Regions from separate parts of the Mus musculus genome. Here region 2 is linked to region 1. Evidence: chromatin contacts called from ENCODE Hi-C or POLR2A ChIA-PET data. All regions are on one chromosome and are shown on one strand. Each heading gives the region's core, a stretch centred on a gene start or an enhancer-like site at or near the end of the contact. The rest is flanking DNA. Distances are from core to core; before and after follow the strand shown. Region 1 holds the start of Flad1 (flavin adenine dinucleotide synthetase 1). Region 2 holds the start of Pmvk (phosphomevalonate kinase).

Evidence for each region. Hi-C counts contacts between places; a loop is a spot of excess contacts on that map. ChIA-PET counts read pairs that join two places held with the same protein, here RNA polymerase II (POLR2A).
Region 2: a loop to region 1 is called in a map of heart, with 2.0 times the contacts of the local background. The contact joins the promoter of Pmvk here to the promoter of Flad1 in region 1. A Hi-C loop is called at or near these places in 3 of 37 maps with a recorded cell type or tissue (all heart). POLR2A ChIA-PET finds 5 or more read pairs at or near these places in 4 of 5 experiments (Patski and embryonic stem cell).

Annotation. Positions count from the first base shown.
Region 1 is chr3:89,409,486-89,414,177 of GRCm38, forward strand. Flad1 (flavin adenine dinucleotide synthetase 1) reads right to left here and starts at 2,396. Exons shown (of 8, transcript NM_177041.4): 1 at 2,299-2,396; 2 at 1,673-1,895. The coding sequence starts at 1,759.
Region 2 is chr3:89,457,020-89,461,711 of GRCm38, forward strand. It overlaps Pmvk (phosphomevalonate kinase), which reads left to right and starts at 2,099. Exons shown (of 5, transcript NM_026784.3): 1 at 2,099-2,445. The coding sequence starts at 2,351.

The DNA.
Region 1 (4,692 bases), core at 1,146-3,645:
TTTGAGTTTTAGTCCCTGGCTTCAGGTTCATACTGAGCAGCCTCACCACGACCCTGGTTGCTTTGCTCAGTGATATCTCAGATGTAGTCATGGTCAGTTAGGCCTTTCATTTCAATCAACCCCACTTCTAAAACCTCTCCCATCTTCTCTCCTCCACATTCTCACTTCCTTAGAGTCTTTTTCCTGGGTGATGTTGACAGGCTCTGGGCCAACCTCCAGTCTCCCACACATCCATCCCCTACCCCCCCCCCAGTGTTCCACTCCCCCCAGTCCTCAATCCTCTCCACTATGCTCTGCTCCCTGCCTTATAAGTAACTTTTTTTAATGCGTCACTGTGTTCGCTAAATCACTTCTGTGCTCAGAAACATGTTGGCTCCAATTGCATACAGAATAAAGTTCAAATTCTTTTGCAATCATTAAAGCTGGCTGGCTATACTGTGTGCCCTATCTTCTTTCCTAGCCTTAGCTTCTACTTTTCTCTCTCTACAGGGGGGATGAGTAGTTAAAGAGTTTGTGTTGGACTCTGTCTCCAAATAAAATAAATGAAAAGTTTGTGTTCTGGAGCCGAAGAGCTGGCTTAGTAGCCAAGAGTGCTTGCCTCTGTTCCAGAGGACCCAAGCTTGGTTCCCAGACTGGTTGGGCAGCTCGTAACAGCCTTAAGTCCCACTCCATGGAATCTATAACTTCTGACCTCTGTGGGCACTCCCCCACCCCAACATACAGATATATAAACATAAAATTAAAAATTTTAAGCCTGGCATGGTGGCATACATCTTTAATCCCAGCACCCCAGAGGCAGAGGCAGAGGCAGGTGAATTTCTGTGAGTTTAAAACCAGTCTAGTTTACATAAAACAAGAGCTCTAAGCCAGCCAGGGATACCCAGTCAGACTCTGTCTCAGGTTTGTGTTCTGGAGTAAGGAAGAATTGGGCTAGAATCCTATCTCTTCCACTATTTTCCTTTTTTAATTTATTTTGAGACAGGGTTTCTCTGTGTAGCCCTGGCTGTTCTGGAACTGGCTATGTAGATCAGGCTGGCCTCGAACTCACAAAGATCCACTTGCCTCTGTCTCCCAAGTGCTGGAGGTTAAGGCATGTATCACTTTGTTCCTAGGACTTTGTAGGCTTGTGATCTGGGGTAAGTTTCCTAACCTCCTTGAGGCTGTTTCATAATTTATAGAGATCTGTAATAAAAACCCCAATTTCATGGAATTTTTGAAGTTTGTAAGGCCACATGTGATATAGTTAAGTGCAGACCAGCCTCTGGTAGACACTAAAAAAGATCAGGGTAACTATTACTGTTGCCAACCCATGCTTGCCACATCCTCTAACAGCACCCTGGCCGTCCAGAATAGAGTCCTTTCTTCTCTTACCTTCCTTCTAGCTCGCCTATCCAGCCTGCTGAGCTTCCTCTACTTGCTGTGCCACCTGTCACTTGTTATGTGGCTACTCTGCCCCCAGTCATACTTCGTAGCAAGTTGTAGGAAAGTTACTACCCATCTTTCAACAGAAACACTCAACCGAAGGGTCACTTTTCCTCCAATGTGTTAGGACTCACTCCAGGGCCGGACTTTGGCAAGAAAGGGGATTCCTACTCCGGTTTCCCTCCTTTCACCGTAAAGAGTCCACGACAATAGAATGCCACACTCTTCCCCTCTTCCGTTCCAGACACACCTTAAGGATCTCATCTCCAACAATGATGATGCCTGCTGTCACGCTGCGCCCTGATCCTGGGGGCAGTTCAGAGGCCCTAGATGCCATGGTCCTGCCCTCTGTGCTCTTTTGCAAGGCTTTCCAGTAGCCACTCAGAACCCCAAATTGGGGCCGTATGTACTGAGAGGCCGCCAGGTCTACAGGATGCAGGAGGCCATACCCTGAGTTCCGGGGTTGAGGGAACCTGGAAGAGCCAGAAAGGACAATGAAGACGTCAGGAGTGTACCTTCTTCCTAGAGGAAGGAAGGCTCAATCTTCTTTAGTCACCCTTACTCCGGCCTCTTTAACATACTCTTAAGCCCCAGGTTCCTAAAAACGTCTCGATTCCTATTCCTTTAAAGTGCCATGTTTTCCCAAGACCTACCACTTTAGATATCTCCGTCTGCCGAGCAGGTTTAAAATTTGCCCTATCTTGGGTATATCTGCACCTTTAAATGTCTCTTCTCTTCGGATCACCTGTCCCTTTAAATGTCTACCTTATTCTGGGCCTTAGGGTCCCTTTAAATGCATTTCTTTCCTCCCTCCGCCAATGACCAGGGCTCAACCTACTTCTGCACCCTTTCTATCCCGAGATCTCTTTTTCTCACCAGGCTTCAGATCACTGATCTCGTATCATCCCACCTCTATTTTGCCCCCTGCACAGGGTCATTCGCTCTTTCCTTTCCGCATGTCCTAGGACAGCTTCCGTACTCAAAGTCCCGCCTTACAATGCTTCATGTTGATTGGTTATTTTGGCTGTCGCTCACTCCTACCAGTGGTTCTATTGGTCTAACCGGCAATCGCTCACGCGCCTCATCGCGGAGCTAGAGGAAATGCTAAGTTGTTATTGGCAACACCATGTAGTCATCACTGTCCGGAAGTAAAAATAGGGGCCTGGCCTTAGCCCATGGAGGGCGGGACTTAAAGTGTTCTGGTACTCGAAGGGAAAATATTGGGAGGTGTTTTAAGGACTGTCGGGTGGGACTGTCGGGTGCTGCTTTGTAGTACTAGAAGAAAATGAAGGTCTGATTCTGTTTCATTCAAATATTAAAAAACAGTTCAGACAGAGCCCCAGTATATAGCCCGGGAAGTAACTTGTTTAAACCGATCAGCCTGGTCTCGAACTGCCTGGGGAGTGGTGGGATTCAAATCATGTGTTACTACACTTCATTGCATCACATTTCTCTTTCTGTCTCTACCCCTCTCTCCTCTTTCGAGATAGGGTTTCTCTGTGTAGCTGGAATTCGCTCTGTAGACCAGGTTTATTAACTCCTCCTGCTTCTGCCTCCCAGGTTCTGGGATTAAAGGCGTGGGCCACCACCGCTTGGCTTTGCCTCTTAAATTTGAGAAGGTGAAGATGGTTTTTCTTTTTTTTTTTTTTTTTCTGAGACAGGGTTTCTCTGTATAGCCCTGGCTGTCCTGGTACTCACTCTGTAGACCAGGCTGGCCTCGAACTCAGAAATCCGCCTGCCTCTGCCTCCCAAATGCTGGGATTAAAGGCGTGGGGAAGGTGAAGATGTTATTAGCATTAACAATGAGGTGTGAGCTGCAGGGTGTGGAACCTTCGTTTGTTTCTAATATAAAGGGAAAAACTACTTAAGCTTCTCTGACTTTAAAATGTAAAAACCCTTTCCTGCCCCACCTGCCTCCAGAACATCACTTCCCAATGATGGGTCCCTGGAGAGAGGGGTACGCAGGAGTACCTTGGACTCACTTTGGGTACTCACAACATTTCATTCCTACTTCAGTGCCCCTCCACCCTTTGCTTTGCTGGGGAAAAATAGCTTAATCATCTGGGTTTTTTTTTTCTTTTTTTTAAAAAAGCTTTTACTATTATTGTATGACTAGGAAGGACAGCAGTGTCCCAGCATGCAAATGGAAGCCAGAGGACAACTTTCTGGAGTCCCTTTTCTTTCACCTTTATGTGGGGCCTAGGATCTATCCCAATTTGGGTGGCGGAGTCTTACTCTTACCTGCTGAACCATCTCGCTATCCCTAGATATTACGATATGTAAATTGTGACCCAGTAGGTTTGGACGGGGTCTGACATCTACATTTCTCCTGGGATTTTCTGTTGTGACTTGGAGGCATGCTAAAACCACAATATCTTTTCAAATAAATATGCTCTCATGACATGTGGCAAACGTGTTGGGAATATGGCTTTGTGTTAGAACACTGGTCTAGCATTGTGAGGATCAGGACTGAAAAAGAATTATATGTTATTGGAGACAGGTTCAGAAAGGGTGCCCACACGATCTTGAAATGCCATAGTGAATGTTAGACCAGCCTTAAGTAGTAAGTCCTGTGGGGTTTCCTTAGTTTAAAAGGTGGGGGGTGTGGATGAATAGGGGAATGAGTGTGACCACAAAGTATTATATACTTTTTTGAAACTCTAAACTGGGAGTGGTGGTACATACCTTTAATCTTAGCACTTGGGAGGCGGAGGCATACAGTAAGCCATACAGTAAGACCCTGTCACAAAATGAGCAAACAATAGTGGGGCAGTGGTAGTGCATGCCTTTAATCCCAGCACTTGGGAGGCAGAGGCAGGTGGATTTCTGAGTTCCAGGCCAGCCTGGTCTACAGAGTGAGTTCCAGGACAGCCAGGGCTACACACAGAAACCCTGTCTCGAAAAACCAAAAAAAAAAAAAAAAAAAAAAAAAAGGTTATCTGACTTCTTTTTAAACAAATGTTCCAAGCTTTTATGTGCTTGGTAGAAAGATTGAACTTTTAACACATTGCTGAACCCATGGTTCATGCTGTTCCATGGAACAGTGTGCCCAGAGTCTGCCCTCTGAACATTTCCAGGGGATGTGAATGCCTTTAGGTTTGTGAGTTAACGGTGCTGGAGAGATGATTCAGCAGTTAAGAGCACCTGTTGCTTGTTAGAGAACCTGGGTTGGGTTCACAGCATCCACATGGTATCTTACAACTCTAACAGAGTGAGTCCCAGGCCAGCCGAGGCCAGGCTCTGATGCCCAGCCATCACATGCGGACACAC
Region 2 (4,692 bases), core at 849-3,348, 47 kb after region 1:
ATATGCATCCATAGAGGTCCCCTCTAACTTAGGGGGAAGTCCTGGCCTCCTGGTCTCCCCCATGGAGCACCCATTCTTTCCTTCACTTCTTGATCAGTCATTCGAGACACCACCCGACTCCACCCACATTGTTCCTGGCCCTGCCTTTGATAGCACTTGGTATGCTTTTGAGCATCTGAGGAAAGCATGGAATGCAGTTTGGGGTAAGAAGCAGAGGGAAGGGGCTGGGCAGGTATATCCAGGATGGGAAATGTTCATACTCTGGACTGGAAAACATCTGGTTTTGGAACCAGATGGAGCTAATTTCATCATTTAGAGGTCTAGACCTTGATACAAGTCTCTCAGCCCCTTACTTAATTTTATGTATGTGAGTGTTTTGCCTGCACGTATATTAGTGCACCATATACACGCAGTGCCTATGGAGGCCAGAAGAGGCTGTCAAGATTCCCTGGAACTGGAGTTACAGATGGCTATGAATCACCCTGTGGCTTCGAACTCAGAGATCTTCCTGCCTCTGACTCCTGAGTGCTGAGATCAAGAATGTGTGCCACCATTGCCTGGCTTAGGCAAATACATTCGGAAGTTTTGTGATTGGGACTAGAATTCCAGGGAAATTTGATTCCAGGGTGGGGCTGAAGGAAGGGGTGAGTTATGTCAGGCAGGTTCAGAATTCTGGGTGGAAGTTCTGATTTCTTTTGAGTGAGGGCTTAGTGAGCAGGAGGCCACAAGTGACTTCACCCTATATAGGCTTCGTTGGCCTGGTGAGAGCCAGCTTTCGGTGGGACCCAGAGAAATATTTATTGCACAGAGGTGGGACAATGTGCTGACTTACAAACTGTGAAATCACAGTGCTTAAAACAAACAGTCTGCTGTGAGTGGATACTTTAAAGTTTACAAAGTATTTTGTTGTACAGTTCTGCTTTCCTCTGTTTACCAAGCCTCTCACTTCCTTCTCTTTATTTTATTTTATTTTATTTTATTTTATTTTATGGCCCAGGCTGGCCTGGAATTTGTCTGCTTCCATTTCCAGTGCTGGCTGGCACTTGCCACTAAACCTAGTTTATTCAGTGCTGGCCCTCAAACCTAGGCTTAGGCAGAGGCTCTATCAACAGACAGACATCCTCAGTTCTGGCGATCCTCCCCGGTCCACTCTTTCTGTACCTGACCACTCCTGTTCTTTATTTTAAAATGATTTATGTGTTTTGCCCGTATGTCTGTGTACCTCGTGCATGCAGTTCCCACAGAGGCTAAGGGAGGGCTTTAGGTCCTCTGGAACTGCAGTTCCAGCTGGTTATGAGCGGCTAGGTGGGTGTTCAGCAAGGGCAGCCAGTGCTCTTAGCTGCGGAGTCATCTCTTCGCCGAAGCCTCTTTCGAATACGCAAAGAAATGATTTTCCTAAGAGTTTCTTTACGTTTCACTTTGGTTTTCACAAGACTTTGCAGTCTTATACACTGGAGGCAGTCATAGGCTGCAGGCTTTATTTTGATAAGCTTAGAAAAATGTAGGACAGCAATTTATATCTACAGATAACAGTAAGTAGGTGTCAGAACACTCTTAGTTTTGCCTCTCAACTTCTGGCTGGATGTTGGTCTCCGGAGGAAATTGGGTAATCTTGTTCAGAGTGGCGTCAAAACTCCTTAACCTAAGTTACTAATGTCACCAATGTTCTTTTTCGAGATTCTGAAAAGCTTTGGAGAGGAGTATGCGGCTAAAGAAAAGATCACTTAGTTCCAGCTGGAGGCTTCAGCAGTTACAAAACCTTTTCAACAGTGAAATAGCATACTGTTCATTAAACCCCTCCCTCGCTATGACGTCAAGAAACACACCCTATCATGTCATTGTCTGGTTACTTCTTTGGAAAGAGCTATTTTTAGTGCGGGGCAAACACATATTTGCTTTAGAGCATGAGTTATAACGTACAAATTAAAAGGCAGATTTGAAAATGCCTTCAACATTACTATTTTTCTTTATCTTTATGTTTGGCCGGTTGTGTAGAAGGGAACTTGAGGCTAGTCTTTCCAGCGTCACTCTCGGCTCACCTTGTCAGCCGAGAAGGCGGGGCCATGACGTCACATCTGGGCGGGCGTGGACTGTTCTAAGTGCGTGCTGCGCAGGGGGGGGAGGGCGGGGGGGGGCGGGAAAGGTACTTAGATACTAGGCTGCAAGGCTCTTTCCCTTCCAGTTTCTACGCCCATTCTCTGCGCGCTGGTTTCGATGTGGGCTGTGTAGTGTGGAGAAGGAGTGGGATCCCTCCTCCTTTTTGCTTCTACTGAGCGGGTCCACTTCGTGCTTGGCTGCATTTCAGGGGTCCGAAGTGTCAGCTTTAGGCCTGGTGAAGCTTGGTGGCACCATGGCCCCGCTCGGAGCCTCCCCGCGTCTGGTGCTGCTGTTTAGCGGGAAGAGAAAATCCGGGAAGGACTTCGTGACCGAGAGGCTGAAGAGCAGGTGTCCGCGGGTGCAGGGAAACCGAGGAAGGGCGCTACCGCAAGTGATGGAGGGCTTTATGGAGGGAGCTCGTGGAGGGCAAGGAGGGACAGGATGACAGGGCAGGGGAAGGCAGACCCTCACGGTCAGTAAAACAGCAGCCTGCACAAATCTCCCTCAAAGAACTAGGGGACTGCCACTGCAGATCTATGAAGATGTAGCTCTGCCTTCAAGAAACATGAATTACTACTATTACTATGCTGGCACCTTCAACGTGCCATTCCTGTTTGATGATTGTGGTCTGAGGTAACTGGCCTAGATAAGGAGACTAACAAGACTGTAAAGGTTTTTTTTCAAGACCACGTCCTGAGTGTGTCTGCTGCAAAGAGAATCTGCCCAGAACACCCTGCAATGGCAGGAATTTATGGAATATTCTATGCCAGGTGTTGTGCGTCTATATCATCTCATTTAACCTATTTAGCTTCTTTACCAAATAGTGGTATTAGCAATCCCATGTCACAGATGCAGAAGCAGGGGCCCTTAGGAGCTAAAACCTGGTGTGTGTGTGTGTGTCTCTGTGTGTGTGTGTCTGTGTGTGTGTGTGTCTGTGTGTGTGTCTCTGTGTGTGTGTGTCTCTGTGTGTGTGTGTGTGTGTGTGTGTGGTCCAGCAGCAGGGAGAGCTCATACATGTAGGAGTTCAAGGCCAGAGTGGACAACATGGTGAATTTTTAGTATTAAAATTTTTAAATTTGCTAGGGTTATAAAGTAGCAAACTCAGGATTTAAATTCAGCTTGGCCTGCCTGGAGACACCGTTCACTCACTCTGCCCTGCCTGGAAACACCATTCACTCATTCTGTCCTTCCTTTCTAGATATTTATTTTCAAAGATGTGTTTATGTGATGGGTGTGGGTTTGTGCCTTGGTGTGTGCGAGTGTTCTTGGAAGCCAGAAGAGGGCAGGTGATCCCCAGAACTGGAGTTACAGATGGTTGTGAGCCTTCATGTGGGTGCTGGGAATAGAGCCTTGGTCTGTAAGAAGAGCAGCACTGGGATTAAAGGCATGTGCCACCACACTTGGCCCATCTTCAGCTTTTAAGAAAGCATGGTTCTCGGGGTTGAGCTAAGACTGTCAGGCTTCTGAGGCTCGCCTTTCCCCCAGCCTTTTATTTTTCTTAAGTGATAAGAAAATATTCTAGGAAACACTGTTTTTTGTTTTCTTCTGGAAACTTGGGCTGGGAAAGCAGAGAAGGGGGAGAGAGAATGCTGGGGCTCCTCTCCAAGGGCAAGGTGGTCAGGACACCACGTGTGAGGTACCACAGCCATTCCAAGAGGTTCAGGGGAGCCCTGGGCTGAGGTTCTTACCCCAAACCTTTACCACTAAATAATCACCATCGGTGTCTAAACTTTACTTGTTCTTAGCTCCACACATAGGCAGAAGAACAGCCGGAAGCCTAGACGATGGATGGGGTTCGGCTGCTGGGAGTTCACGGCCTGGCTCAGTGCTTAGTGGATGGTGTACTGCAGATGTCTTATCTGTTCTAGTCAAGTTCTGCTATTGTTAAATGGGCATTACATGGGATGGCTAAAAGAATCAAAGGAGCCAGCCTGTCCCGGAATACAGTGTTGGCTATTTTAATTTACTGTTTCATTACCCACAATGTTACTTTTCTTTTCTTTTTTTTTTTTTTTTTTTTTTTGATTTTTCGAGACAGGGTTTCTCTGTGTAGCCCTGGCTGTCCTGGAACTCACTTTGTAGACCAGGCTGGCCTCGAACTCAGAAATCCGCCTGTTTCTGCCTCCCAAGTGCTGGGATTAAAGGTGTGCGCCACCACCACCTGGCACAATGTTACTTTTAGTTAACTTTCTTCACTCATCCTCATTTTCTTCATCTGGAACAAGAACCAGGCTAGTGAGGTGGTTCAGCAGACAAAGGCACTTGCTGTCAAACCAGTTGTCCTCTGACCCCCCCCACCCAGAAATGATTTTTTAAAGCGGGGAGCACCTATTTCATAGCACACAGGAAACAATTGTAAGTACACTGAGTATCTCAAAAGGGCAAATTATTAATGTTGCGGTAACCAGGTCAACGTTTACTAAGGTCTCTGTGGCTCTGAGAGGTTTATGCTGCCTTTGGAGTCCCAGCATAAACCTGATCCAACCAGAACATCAGCAGGTCTAGAGTTTCCTATGGCAATTATTTAATGCCTTCTGCCTGTTCAGGGCTCTTTTATATGCCTTTGACTTTTGTAATAGTCCTGTGTGACGGTAG